Linked DNA regions of Homo sapiens: region 1 is linked to region 2. Evidence: chromatin contacts called from ENCODE Hi-C data. All regions are on one chromosome and are shown on one strand. Each heading gives the region's core, a stretch centred on a gene start or an enhancer-like site at or near the end of the contact. The rest is flanking DNA. Distances are from core to core; before and after follow the strand shown.

Evidence for each region. A loop is a pair of places that touch in the nucleus more often than their neighbours do. Pooled maps may share reads with other maps.
Region 1: a loop to region 2 is called in a map with no recorded cell type, with 7 times the contacts of the local background. The contact joins the enhancer-like site here to the promoter of HSPA13 in region 2. A Hi-C loop is called at or near these places in 3 of 37 single-sample maps with no recorded cell type and 7 of 50 pooled maps.

What each region holds. Positions count from the first base shown.
Region 1 is chr21:16,195,193-16,198,908 of GRCh38, reverse strand. The region is part of intron 3 of MIR99AHG (mir-99a-let-7c cluster host gene); the gene reads right to left. Among named protein-coding and RNA genes, the nearest start is that of SNORD74B, 88 kb to the left of the region's middle. Within about 2 kb of position 1,553, at least 8 of the 41 ENCODE cell types and tissues checked have a DNase peak (open chromatin) inside an H3K27ac peak, as active enhancers do.
Region 2 is chr21:14,380,871-14,384,508 of GRCh38, reverse strand. HSPA13 (heat shock protein family A (Hsp70) member 13) reads left to right here and starts at 1,363. Exons shown (of 5, transcript NM_006948.5): 1 at 1,363-1,414; 2 at 2,966-3,306. The coding sequence starts at 1,390. LOC105369304 (a long non-coding RNA gene) reads right to left here and starts at 1,743. Exons shown (of 2, transcript XR_007067924.1): 1 at 1-1,743. RefSeq lists enhancers at 827-956, 1,347-1,656.

The DNA of each region.
Region 1 (3,716 bases), core at 304-2,803, 1.8 Mb before region 2:
TGTGTCCCACAGGGAGTAATAATCAGTGCCAAGCTTACTGATTAAAACCTGAAGGTAAGACAAGAGGAAGCCGAACAACTGACTAACACCTCCCTTTTCCTGGAGCCACGGCTTGCATAGAGCTGCTTTCTTGGGGAGGCCAAAGCAAGCAGCCATAATCTCACAGTCACATCCTGGGACAGACTGCTCTTTGATTTAGTGACTAGGTTTTTGATATCCCCATTAGCAGAGATTATAGACTGGGAAACGAGAGGGTACAGAGCCAACACTAAGACAATAGGAATGGTGCAGAAGGGCTAGCAATGAGAGAGAGAGAGAGAATTTTTAAATCCTTCTCATTCCAGTTAAGCCTGAAAACCAAAATTCTAAGCCATGAGAGAATGATATAAAAAGGCACCAGCAAAATTTTAAAAACAACATTCAGTGAAGTTATTCCAGAAGACATGAAAATAATAGAGCGGTTTCAGAATAACTTCAAAATAAGCATGCTAGGATTTTGGAAGAGACAAGAAATAACATCAATACAATGTGTAACAAAGTAAGTAGAAATAAAACATTTGAAGTGGCGATGAGAATCAATTAAAATTTCCAGAAAAGAAAAACATTGTCAAAAAAATAAATTCTGGAGTGGACATAGTCAAAAAAAGAATTAGTAAATGGGAAGATGTCTCAGTAATTCACCAAAAGTGCAGCACAGATAGATATATAAAATAGTGTGAAAGAGAATTTAAGAAATATGTATATTATGAAACTTTAACATATATCTATTATGGAGTTCCAGAAAAAGAGATTAGAGCTAATGTTAAAAGAAGCAGTGCCAGGCACTGTGGCTCATGCCTGTAATCCCAGCACTTTGAGAGGCCAAGGTAGGCGGATCACAAGGTCATGAGATCAAGACCATCCTGGCTAACATGGTGAAACCCCGTCTCTACTAAAAATAATAATAAAAAAAAATTAGCCGGGCATGGTGGTGGGTGCCTGCAGTCCCAGCTACTTAGGAGGCTGAAGCAGAAGAATCATTTGAACCCGGGAGGGGGAGGTTGCAGTGAGCCGAGATCCCGCCACTGCACTCCAGCCTTGGCAACAGAGCAAGACTCTGTCAAAAAAAAAAAAAAAAAAAAAAAAAGCAATATTTGTGCTTTGTGGGATCAAAATTGTGGAAATAATTTCAGGAAGATCAAAGTGTCTAGAAAGATGAACAAACTCTATGCTCTCTACCCAGTAAGAAGAAGAATAAAACTATACTGCTACTCTCTAGGAAAGTCTTTAAGGACCCATAATTTGTCTGGGATGATAGGATCTAGTCCTATAGATTATTTTCTATATTTTGATGGAATAAATCATCTTTAACATAAATTGTTCAATCCATTTGAAAGAATGCAGCTGATATAATATGTACTCTTAAAGAGAAGGCACGATTTCACTGTATCAGCTGTCAACTGCTACAAGGGTACAGAAGAGCCTGAAATTTAGTGACCAAGAGAACTGAAGAAGTAAATCAAAGAGTGTCATAACCCTGGCACATGTCCAGGCTACTCTCTCATCCCTATGTGAGCTCATAAGTGCACACACACACACACACACACACACACACACACCACCAACCTGGTCTATAGGCAAAGGAGAAGTAATCATCAATATGGTAATAAATACATAAGAAAAGCAACAAACCCACTAGTGATATATTCTGTAACAAGCGCTTGGTGTTACGCTTCACACCATTGGTGAAGCATTTTTTTTTCTTGTTTTATTCAGAACACTTGTCAGAAGACTCTTTCGTTTTATTTCATCTACACATGTCTTCAAAACTAAGTGCATAACTAGGAGGAAAAGACATTGCCTTAAGATGTTAGAGGCCTAAGCACAAGATATGTGTTTATGTTTGTATGTGAATATATGTTTTATATATAGATAAGAGAGATCAGCATATATTAATCTGTGACCATATAGCCACTGTTTCCTAGTAATCAAATACGTAATCTAAACATCTATGGAAGACTAGCTTTACATAAGAAAATATACACCTTCTTAAAATCATGGTATTAAAATTATGTGGTTGACTTCAGTTTTTAAAAGATGCCTCTGTCTCAGCAGCAAATCAATAAGTAAATATACAAAGAAAAGACAGGCGTTACTAGTTTAAGATTAAATGTTAGGAGAACTAAGAAGTAGGTCTTTAGTTTTTCACGATTTATGTACTTTCATTAGAGGGAAGCTCATTCTTTTGTAGCGTCTCTCCAAAGCCTAGTAACTTCCTGCCTTGTGGTTAGACTTTATAACCAAGTAAAATAATAAAGTTCCCTTTAATTTTTGGTCTTTACATTCATTTGGAGGGAATAGGTAAGTGGTAAACATTTTTTAAAACATCTTTATACAAAAAGGATAAACTTTCAAAGGTCTAATCTCTTGGCCTTTTAAAAACCCTCAGCCACACCTTAACTTTACTTGAGATATAGTGAAAGAAAATCCAAAATGATTTATATGTCCTTTCCTGACTATTCATATTAAGATAATAACAAAAGACCTTATTAACAAAACACTTTGGGCAATTATGATAAGACCACAATTTTTTAAAGCTCAAAAGATTCATGCAAATAAAATCTTTGACATTTTCTTTCAAAAAAAATATTTTCACTTTCCTGCAGCACTAATAAACAGCTAGGAACTGTGTATGTGGGCAAGGGAGAATGAATGTAACAGGTGACGAGAGCATAATGAACTTGTTCTCTTAGAAAAGGATTTGTCAGTCACATTTTGCAATTGTTGAAGGAAGCTTGTATCAAATCATAGAAACAGTTCGGAAAATAATTATTCTTTTTATACATAATTTTTGTATAAAGGCAAGCCTATTACTTAGTTCCACAACAGTTGATTTTTCCTTAAATCTTTGCAAAAGAGAGCTAAGTAATGCTTCAAAATTGCCTTATAACTGAAAGCACATTCATTTTTTTCTTAAAAGCTTTCTTCCCTTTGAAGAGTTTTGGAGCTTCTAACTCCAATATATTTTTTCAGTTTCTTAGTTTACTTTAGCAAACAGAATGTATAAGTCTCCAAAAACAAGAGCCTACTCTAGTAAATTTTATTTTTTAAGTGAGTATACAAAATTTGTATTACGCAGCTGCTCTTTAAAAAGTTTAAATGAATGTGACGCACGAAGTAACCACACAGACCTCTATATTTCATCAGATCAACAGGGTGAAAGCACATGTTTCACTTCGTCTCAGTTGGTAACATCTAATGCAGTCACCTTGTTAATAAAATTGCTTTTTTAGCAAAGTCAACAACAGCAATGATATCTTGGCACTTAATAAATTGTAAAACTGAATCTGCAATTTTTGCCAAAGAAAAACATTTCTATTAACATTTCTAGGAATAGTCTCTATAGGCTCTGATATTTTTAAAATAAGAAGCACATTTAAAGTAGAGTTATAAGTATGACTACACGGGGAGTTAAACAAAATTTACACTCTGAGACATTGTTCTCCAGAAAACATAAGCCTAGCAACTTTCAAAATATTTGCACCAAAATAAAAACTACTTGGTACCATTTCAAATTTTTTTAAAGTGTGTAAAGTTTCAATGAAATATGAGCAAACAAGACAAAAAGAAACAAAAGAAGTTTGCATGCCGCTTCCTAAAAGAAATTTAAACAATTCTTTGCCAGGAATAACATCCACATACTACAAGAAGGGAACTGTTGAAATCAAACACACTTA
Region 2 (3,638 bases), core at 114-2,613:
GGTAATTGAGTTCCGTCTGCCTGGAACACCTCCAGCCCACTGCCCATTACAAGTAATACTTAAGAACTAAGTGCTTGAATTCTTCACTCCTTATAAGAATCTTATTGAACAGCACTCACTATAGACACACACTTTTTATATTTCGCATTATGAAATACTTAAAAATGCGCAAAAGTAGAGAGAACATTACAATGGATCCCTATCAACCAGAATTCAGCTTCCATAATCAAAATTCACATTGATAAGTCAGAAATAACCAGCAATGTATTCCCACAGCAGGCTGACGTGTTGTCAACAGGGATGGTTTGATTTATATCTAAGCTGAGAAAATGGATTCAATTCTCCAGGATCTTAGTTATCGTGAACTCTAACAGCAAAAATGACAAAACCACTCTCAGAGGAGTCATTAAGTGCTACCAGTGACCAAGATGCGAGAAAAATCCTACTTCAGACTAGAACCTGAACAGCATGTCACAAGCGTCCTAAAATGGCTGTCACGTTACAGGACTTGCCCATAAGGTCAATTTTGGCCACTTAAGACTTACTTGAAGAGAGAGCTAAGGGTTTTCTTTTTAATTTCGTTTTTGTTTTTGTTTTTAATGGCCCACGTCAGTGCTAGCAATAGAGAAAATGTGTCCCTGATCCCTTGGATAAATCGAATTGACTGAAGAATGCTTGAATTCATTTATCCCAAAACAAAGGCAGACGGCTGAGGGTCACTGGAGTTTCAGGGCTGCTCCCAGCGTTGGAGCACGGACGCCAGAGCCGACTTCCCTCAGGCCCCGCACTGCGGCAGGGACCCTTCTACGGAGGATGGCTGGGGCTCCGGGAGGCTATAGGAACGCCATCTAGAAGCTAGATCTCAGGCAAACGAACGCGCTTTAAAAGGAATTAAAACGAAAGAACACAAACTCGAATCCTGGACCTGATTAGGGGCACGACCAAAGAAAGAAATAACTAACGGTTCTCACCCTCCCTTTCATTCCCTCCCGCGGAAAGAGAAAGGCTGGAACTCCGCTTCCCAGAATGCAAAGCGCGGGGCGGGGCTAAAGAGATAGCCTGTTTTCCCTCAAGTAGGATCGCGGGACCACAGGTTTGATTATAAACGCCAGTCTCTCGCCACGGCGCTCCTCCCCCTCAGTCTCACTGGTCCTGCCGGCCGTTGCGTGGAAGGGGGACTCAGTCGTCACTGGCAGCGGTTGAATGGAGGCTCTTTGCCCCGCGCCCTCACGGTAGATGAAGTCCTTGCTTTGGTCAGAGCGATAGCTTCTCCGATTGCCTCAGAGCAAGCGGACTACATTTCCCAGGGGGCTGCGGGACTGCCGGGAGGAGTGGGGGCGGTGCCTCACGTCTGGTACAGTCATCACAAGCCTGTTCGGCGGGACTGTGATGGCCAGAGAGATGACGATCTTAGGTGGGTTCCCGGGGGTCCTTGTTGCTCTTGCGGGCGTAGAGGCGATCTGAGGATGCCAGAGTGGGCAGGGGTGGTTGACTCACCTCCTGGATCTAGCTGGAGCAGCGGAAGGGGAGTCAGAAAGGTGACTTAGAGACGGTTTTCGGCTGTTCGGAGTGGATGGGGGCGGGGACGCCTCTAGGAGGGCCCCGGCCCCTGCAGGCCAAGGTAGGATAGACGGCGACCAGCTGTGTCCATCCCAGGGACATCAGGCTTAGGGAGGCGTTCCTTTCAACAGCACCTAGGTTTTTGAATTGCCTGTTGAATTGGGGCAAGCTATGGAAGGCTGCGAGAACGTGCACCTCCAGGACCCCTTTGTGGAGGAAGGGGGAGGAGCTACATCCGGATCTGTCGGCTCAGGGATGCTGAATTTGGAGGCTTTTTCCATCACATCGGGTTTGGAATTACCTATCCCCCACCCACACACACACCCACCCCGCGTCTCCAAGGTGATGAAATGCTTCTGAAATGTTGCCTGTAGCTGGAAGTGGAAAGTGGGATTCGCACTTGGTTTTATTTCTTTGAGTTATGTGTTGATGAGGATGAGCTAACAATTAGTAACACAGAGCCCTGAAAATTCATGTTTTGGGTCATATGTAATATGAGCGGACACAGGTGTATAACACAGCCTCCTGATACCAAATACGAGATTCATTAAAAACTAAAGGGGCATCTTTCTTCGCTTATGTTTACAATCTGCGTGGCATTTGTTCCTACTCTTTTTTCTTTTTTTTTTAAATTAGTATTTGTTGGGCATCTGCTATTCCTGGTCTGGGGGATACAACAGTGAACGAAACTTGTCTTCAAGAAGCTTTCATAGATGTTGCCGTCAGGGTTGCCCACCTTTATGCTTCTTCTCCCCTAAATATTACCACTGCAAGAAGGAAGTCCCTAGTTCATACTTAAATACATAAAAAGTTAACTGTGTTCTGTTTTGAAGTGACAGTTTCATATCTAAGGAACTTTCAAAATCATTTTATCCCATTTATTCATTTCATCCTTTTGAAAGGGAAAAGGAGGTGAGATACGAGGAGAGAATTTTAGACTTATAAAATAATAAAGTTTTTCTTGTGAGAATTTTAATAATGGAGCTTTTAAAAAAAGATAATCGAAGCTTTTTATAAAGCTGTAAAATCTAAATATCAATTGATCAAGAATATTAGATTATATCTGGCTTTTGCTCCAGATAAATGTTGTTTCTTGTCAGCATCTGCACAAATATTATTGAAATATTTTTACATTTTATTACATTTATTAGAGAATGACACAAACATACAGTTATAGGGTTTTTTGTTGTTTGTGTTTACTTCATTTTAAATTTTATTATAACCAGTTTACATTTTGAAAAACTTGCTGTCTGAGAGGAGTGCTATCAGCAGTCCTATAAAAAATTTTGAAATTTGTCTTTTTTAGCCTTGTTTCAACGAGTGATATTAAAGGGACTTTGCTACAGTAATTTAGTACATTGTACTAGTTTGATAAAATACATCTTTTAATTTTCCTTTATTTCAGGATCGGCTGTTTTGACTCTCCTGTTGGCCGGCTATTTGGCACAACAGTATTTACCATTGCCTACTCCTAAAGTGATTGGTATTGATCTTGGCACCACCTATTGTTCTGTTGGGGTGTTTTTTCCTGGCACAGGAAAAGTAAAGGTGATTCCAGATGAAAATGGGCATATCAGCATACCCAGCATGGTGTCTTTTACTGACAATGATGTATATGTGGGATATGAAAGCGTAGAGCTGGCAGATTCAAATCCTCAAAACACAATATATGATGCCAAAAGATTCATAGGCAAGATTTTTACCGCAGAAGAGTTGGAGGCTGAAATTGGCAGATACCCATTTAAGGTAAGTGATTAATCTAAAATCTATATTAATTTTAGTGTACTCTTTTAGTTAATGCTTTGGCTTCATGTCACAAAACATTCTATCTCGTCTAGTTTTATCTATTAATACATGAAAGTTCTGTTATCTCACATAACCAGAAATTCCACAGCAGCTATAGGATCAGTTAATCACTGACTCCATAATGCTAACAGGTACTTAAGGCCTTGCCATTTTCTTGCTGTCCCATCCTCAGCATGTCTTGCTTAGCTCTTTCAAGGTAGCAGGAAGGTTGATGAAGCCCTGTGTACCATAGATAGATATTCTGTGTGTGTATGTGTACATATTTATATACA